2 separate regions of the Homo sapiens genome follow, and region 2 is linked to region 1. A link is a contact called in ENCODE Hi-C or POLR2A ChIA-PET data. All regions are on one chromosome and are shown on one strand. The core of a region is the stretch at or near the end of the contact, and the rest is flanking DNA. Distances in the headings are between cores, read along the strand shown.

Region 1 (2,754 bases), core at 216-2,715:
ACACTTGAAGATACCTGGCAAAGAACAATATTCAAATGGTCAATAAATATAGGGAAAGGGGCCCAGACTCTTAAGTAATCAGAAAAGTGCAAATTAAAAACATTGAGATTCCAAATACACTCACCAAGGTGGCTAAGATTAAAGGGAATATCCATGCCAGGGGCTGGTGACAATGGAGAGTGATGGAGACTCTCTCATATCATACATTTGGTTCTAGTCACTAAAGGAAGAGGTTTGGTATTATCTATTAAAGTGAAGATGTGCATTCCTTCTTTCATAGTAATTCCACTCCTAGGTAGATACTCAGCGGAAAAGCATGCCTATTTTTAGCACGAGACTTGTACAGCAATCTTCACAGCAGCAGTGTGTATAGCAGCTTTAGACTGGAAAAAACCCAACTGTCCATCAACAATGAAATGGATTCATGAAAATGTTTTTTAAAATATAATAAACAACTTCACTGCAGTGAAGAAATTGGACCACAGTTACATGAACATGAATGAACCTCATAAACAGAATGACGTGCAAAACAAGCCAGATACTAGAGAAAACATATCACAGAATCCCATTTATATACTTTAAAAAACAGACAGGGGCTGGGCGCGGTGGCTCACGCCTGTAATCCCTACACTTTGGGAGGCCGAGGCGGGTGGATCACGAGGTCAGGAGATCGAGACCATCCTGGCTAACACAGTGAAACCCCGTCTCTACTAAAAAATACAAAAAAAAAATTAGCCGGGAGTGGTGGCAGGCGCCTGTAGTCCCAGCTACTGGGCAGGCTGAGGCAGGAAAATGGCGTGAACCCGGGAGGCGGAGCTTGCAGTGAGCCGAGATCGCGCCACTGCACTCCAGCCTGGGCGACAGAGCGAGACTCCGTCTCAAAAAAACAAAACAAAACAAAACAAAACAAAAACAGACAGAAGTAAACTATAGTATTGAGGGGTCATGCTTAGGTGGGTATAGCTGAAGAAGAGCAAGGAAATCTACGTGCTATTCATTGAGCTAGACATTTCTGATTTGCACAGTTTTCTGTTTGGGAAGTATATTTCACAATAGAAGTGGCTAAAAATAACATAACCTCTATAACTTTTAAAAATACGAAGTTATTTGGGTCATTATTGGTGATTTAGATATAATCAGTGAGCAGGAGTAGATGAACTATCCCAGGTGCTTTGGTGAGGCTGGATTCCACCTGTGGGAGCTAGTTGTTATGTAACCATAGTGATAAGGAACACATTTCATTGGTTAAAATGGAGGGAAATTAACCAATCATCATAATCCTCATGTTTGCTACAGCACTTTTTTTTTTTTTTTTGCAATGACTAGAAGAGGAAGGCCAGGGATGAAATGTTTCTAATGTGTTTTAAAATTTAATGTGGCCTAAAGAAAAAGCGGTGTTACTGCAACACAACAGGAAATAGCTGAGGGAGCCTGTTAGCAAATTTTGAGCAACGGGTCGTTGCTGCCAAGGCTAAGAGGTGAAAAATGTGCCTTCTATGAGTCATTGACTCCACACAGTATGAAGCTAATAAACTACCACTGTGGCCAATGGGGAGTCTACATTCCGGGCAAATTTGTATAGGGTTTTTTCGCACGTGGGATGGTCAACAGACCCCAGGGAGAGTAAGTGTTTCTATTCTAATGATGGTGATGATAGACTATGGTGATCAAATTGACTAAAGCTGCAGGCAGCAGTCCTCTGCTTTGCTGGGATTACGGACCCAAGACCTATGTTTTATTATAGTAGCAAAAATAATCTATATGTGTATGGTTCTTTGTAGTTTACAAAATGTATTTGCATATATACATATCATTCTATTTTCAGCTATGTCGAGTAGGTAAATCAGCTATTATTACTCCCATCTGCCACACAATTAAACCAAGACTCAGGAAAATTAAGTGGTGTTGTTCAGAGTTACCTAGCAGGTACAGGTTAAGCATCCCAAATCCAAAAATCCAAAATGTTTCAAAATCTGAAATTTTCTGAGTACTGACAAGATGCTTTAATGATAGGTTCATTGGAACATTTAGATTTCAGATGTTTGGATTTGGGATGCTCAATTGGTAAGTATAATTCAAATATTCCAAAATCCAAAATAATCTGAAATCCAAAACACTTCTGGCCCCAAGCATTTCAAATAAAAGATGCTCAGCCTGTAATAGAATCAAGTCAGTCTACGGCACTTCAATTTAGTACTTGTTCCCCCTGATATAGGTGGTTCTCAATCTCTGATCCTTGGAGTTACTCCCAGGGGTTCAGAAACCTATAACAGAGATTAAATAACGCATACACTTACATGCCACCATTTTTATATGTATGCATTAATTTCATGCAATAAGACAAAATATTTTTAATGTTAATGAATTCACAGTGCCTTTTGTCACTCCATTTCTTAATAAGTATCACCACAAATATTTATTGAGCACCTACCATGTGCCAGGTGCTTTTCTAAAAGCTTGGAAACAGAAGTAAGGCAGAAAAGTCCCTGTCCCCTTGGAATTTATTTTCTTGTAAAGAATATAGTTGAGTGAATATTAAGTGAAAAAAAATTAAAGCAGCTTAAGGGAAGAGGGTGCCTACAGTGGAGTTGGGGGTGGAGACATCCCCTCCTCAAGAAAGTTGAGAATGACCCTGCACTCCACAGAGCTTCTCAAGGCACAAGTGGTGCAGGAAGAACATTTTATAAAAGTGAACATTCATTCATGATATTTTCGACCTCCACAAGTCCTAGATGGCGGGAGGGAGGCATCTAT
Region 2 (2,780 bases), core at 264-2,763, 560 kb before region 1:
CTTGCCTGCAATTCCAGCTACTCGGGAGGCTGAGGCACAAGAATCGCTGGAACCCGGGAGGCAGAGGTTGCAGTGAGGTGAGATCGCGCCACTGCACTCCAGCCTGAGAGCAAGACCCTGTCTCAAAATAAATAAAAGCTTTTGCTATTTGGTGTAAATAAAAGCCAACTTGTACACGGTGCTTACTGTATACCAGGAACACAAATTCATTAAATCCTCACAACTTTGAGACAGGCACAAATATTATCTGTTTACTAGTGAGGAATTACCTACGGTTTACTAGTAAGGAACACTGAGACCCACAGGTTGTGACTTGCTCAAGGTCAAGCTGGTGGAGCCAAGACAAGGTGCAGGCAGTGAGTCCTGCCCTAGAGTCTGACCCGAACCACATTTAACGTCTATGTGGTGTGTAGGTTATTGCCATGAGTAAGAATCAGAATTGTTAACGCGCATTCCAGGAAGGCAGGGACACCACTGAGTGTTACTGCTGTACTTTAGGGGCCAGAGCAGGGCAGGCTGGATGCGCGGAGGAAACTCATAGTTAGGTCAGAAGCCTGGCAAGACAAGGGAATTTTCTGGTCGTCGTCCACCTCTCCAACCTCACATCCTACTAGTCTTCCAAGAGGATTCTAACTGCACATGACTCCCTAGTTTCCGGCTTCTCTTCCTAAGGAGGGTCTGCGGCCCGTCTGCACCACCCTCTCCCCACAGTCCCGTTTTCCTGTCCATGCTTGGATGGATCCAGCCGAGCCGTCAGCCGCAGCTGCGCGCTGCTCCCCCGACTCGCACCCCCTCGGCGAAGCGCTGCATTTTATGTAATTTTCTGCCGGGCTGCTGGCTTGTGGGGGATGTGGCTGGGTCTCGGCAGCCTTCAGCGCCGCAGACGCTCCGGCAACGCCAGCATACGAGGCCCCCGCCCCAGGAGCGCGGGTCCGGGCGGCGTTCCCCTCTGCGGGAGGCGCGGCGAGCCAATCCTCACTTTAAAAGCTTTCCTGTCCTCGAAGCGAGGGGTCTTCCGTGCGGGGCAAGACGCACTGGCCCCAGACGACCGGTCCGTGAAATGACCCTTCCGAGCGACCCGGAGCGGGCGACCTTGCCCAACCCGCGACTCGGGGCCCCTGCGGTCCCGCGTAGAGGACCCAGGTCCCACGGGGGGCGGCGGTGAATCGCCCCCTCTTGTGGCCGCGCTTCCGCCCCCGGCACCCGCCCGCTGCTGGGCCACCCGGCGTCGCGCTGCCGCCTCACAAAGCCCGGGCAGCCGCCTCATTGCGCGCAGGGATTCGGACCACGCGCCCTCCCCTCCCCCACTCGCTGCTGCGGCGCCCAGGTCTTTGCCTCCGCGTCACTTTCTCCTCATCGAGTCCCCGGAGGCAGAGAGCTGAGCGAGGTTCGCCTCCCCGGGCGGGACACGAGCTCCGGTCCTCTCTTGGCGCAAACCCCCGCCCCCCGCGGAGGGACTACTTTTCGTCTCCCGCGGAGGAACTACTTCCTCCCCCGCGGAGGCGTCGGTCCAGGCGGCGCGCACGGTATGGCGGCGGCGGCGGCGGCGGCGGCGCGCGCCTGAGAAGAGGGGACGCCAGCCCGGTCAGGCCTCGGCGCGGCCTACACGCTCCGCTCGCTCGCTCGCTCCCGCCTCCCGCCCCGCGCCCGGCCATGGCGGAGCCGTCGTCCGCCCGACGCCCGGTGCCTCTCATCGAGTCGGGTAAGACGCGAGGCCGTGCCACCCCCGCCCTGGCGCTCCCGGCTGCTTCGGCTTCCCCGGCTCCCCGGGCTCCCCCGGCTCCCCTGGCCCCGTCCCCCTCCCCTCCCCGCCGGGGCTTGACCTGACTCCTTGTCTTCCCGCAGAGCTGTACTTCCTTATCGCCCGGTACCTATCGGCGGGCCCGTGTCGGAGAGCGGCCCAGGTGAGTGCGGGCCCGCGGGCGGCTGCGGACTTGGCGTCCCCAGTGTCCCCGCCGCCGGGGGTCGCGGGTGGTGGGCGGGGGTGAAACGGGAGCGCCCCGGGCCCGACCCCACCCCTGACCGCGCGTCTCTCGGCCGCAGGTGCTGGTGCAGGAGCTGGAGCAGTACCAGGTCTGTGCGCGCCCGTCCCCGCGCTCCCTCGGGTTCCTCCTGCCGACCTTGCCCTGAGGGATGCTCGCCCGCGCCCCCCGCCCGCCGCCCGCCGCCCGCCCCCGGCCCCCCGCCCCCCGCCCCCCCCGCGCCGGAGGGGTGGTCACTCGTGTGCGTTTCGTGTCTTTCCAGTTGTTGCCGAAGAGATTGGACTGGGAGGGCAACGAGCACAACAGGAGCTACGAGGAGTTGGTGAGCATTGGGCACGTTTGCTCCCCGGGTTTTCCGTGCACCGCCCCCCGCCCCCGCCCCTTCCCCTCGCGGGGACCCCGGCCCGTGGGGTGCAAAGTGTGACCCGCACTGGGGGGCGGCCCGGGGATAGCTGCGTTCCCGGCTGAAGATTTTGTTTTGTTTTTGAGGCGGCCAGGTTTGTTTTGGCAGGAAACAGTCATTGGGGGCGGCGCGGGGCGGAGCGGTGGGGGCGACTCGCGGAGGTCCTGCGGCAGGGGTGGGGCTCCAGGTGCGGCCGCCTCTGCGGGGGTGTGGCGTGCGCAGCCAGCCATTCAACTGGGCGGTTTCATTCGCTTCCCCGCTCCACCGCGCTTGTAACTCGCGCTCTGATTGGCCTCGCTGCTCTTGCCCCGCCCGGGTCTGTCCCCCCACTTGTTCCCTAGGAATAGAATCATTGGTCTCTGAAGGTGGAGAAATGTTCTTGTGTTGAGCTTTTT

Evidence for each region. A loop is a pair of places that touch in the nucleus more often than their neighbours do. ChIA-PET counts read pairs that join two places held with the same protein, here RNA polymerase II (POLR2A). Pooled maps may share reads with other maps.
Region 2: a loop to region 1 is called in a pooled map, with 4 times the contacts of the local background. The contact joins the promoter of BRWD1 here to the enhancer-like site in region 1. A Hi-C loop is called at or near these places in 2 of 168 maps with a recorded cell type or tissue (both naive thymus-derived CD4-positive, alpha-beta T cell), 4 of 37 single-sample maps with no recorded cell type and 14 of 50 pooled maps. POLR2A ChIA-PET finds 5 or more read pairs at or near these places in 1 of 52 experiments (CD4-positive, alpha-beta T cell).

Annotation. Positions count from the first base shown.
Region 1 is chr21:38,754,547-38,757,300 of GRCh38, reverse strand. All of the region lies in intron 1 of LINC00114 (long intergenic non-protein coding RNA 114), which reads left to right. Among named protein-coding and RNA genes, the nearest start is that of LINC00114, 18 kb to the left of the region's middle. Within about 2 kb of position 1,465, at least 16 of the 41 ENCODE cell types and tissues checked have a DNase peak (open chromatin) inside an H3K27ac peak, as active enhancers do.
Region 2 is chr21:39,312,365-39,315,144 of GRCh38, reverse strand. It overlaps BRWD1 (bromodomain and WD repeat domain containing 1), which reads left to right and starts at 1,513. Exons shown (of 41, transcript NM_033656.4): 1 at 1,513-1,702; 2 at 1,846-1,904; 3 at 2,044-2,073; 4 at 2,245-2,304. The coding sequence starts at 1,654. BRWD1-AS2 (BRWD1 antisense RNA 2) reads right to left here and starts at 1,238. Exons shown (of 1, transcript NR_111942.1): 1 at 230-1,238. RefSeq lists enhancers at 1-24, 25-720 and silencers at 1,030-1,199, 1,450-1,559, 1,630-1,689, 1,800-2,049, 2,240-2,319 and 1 more.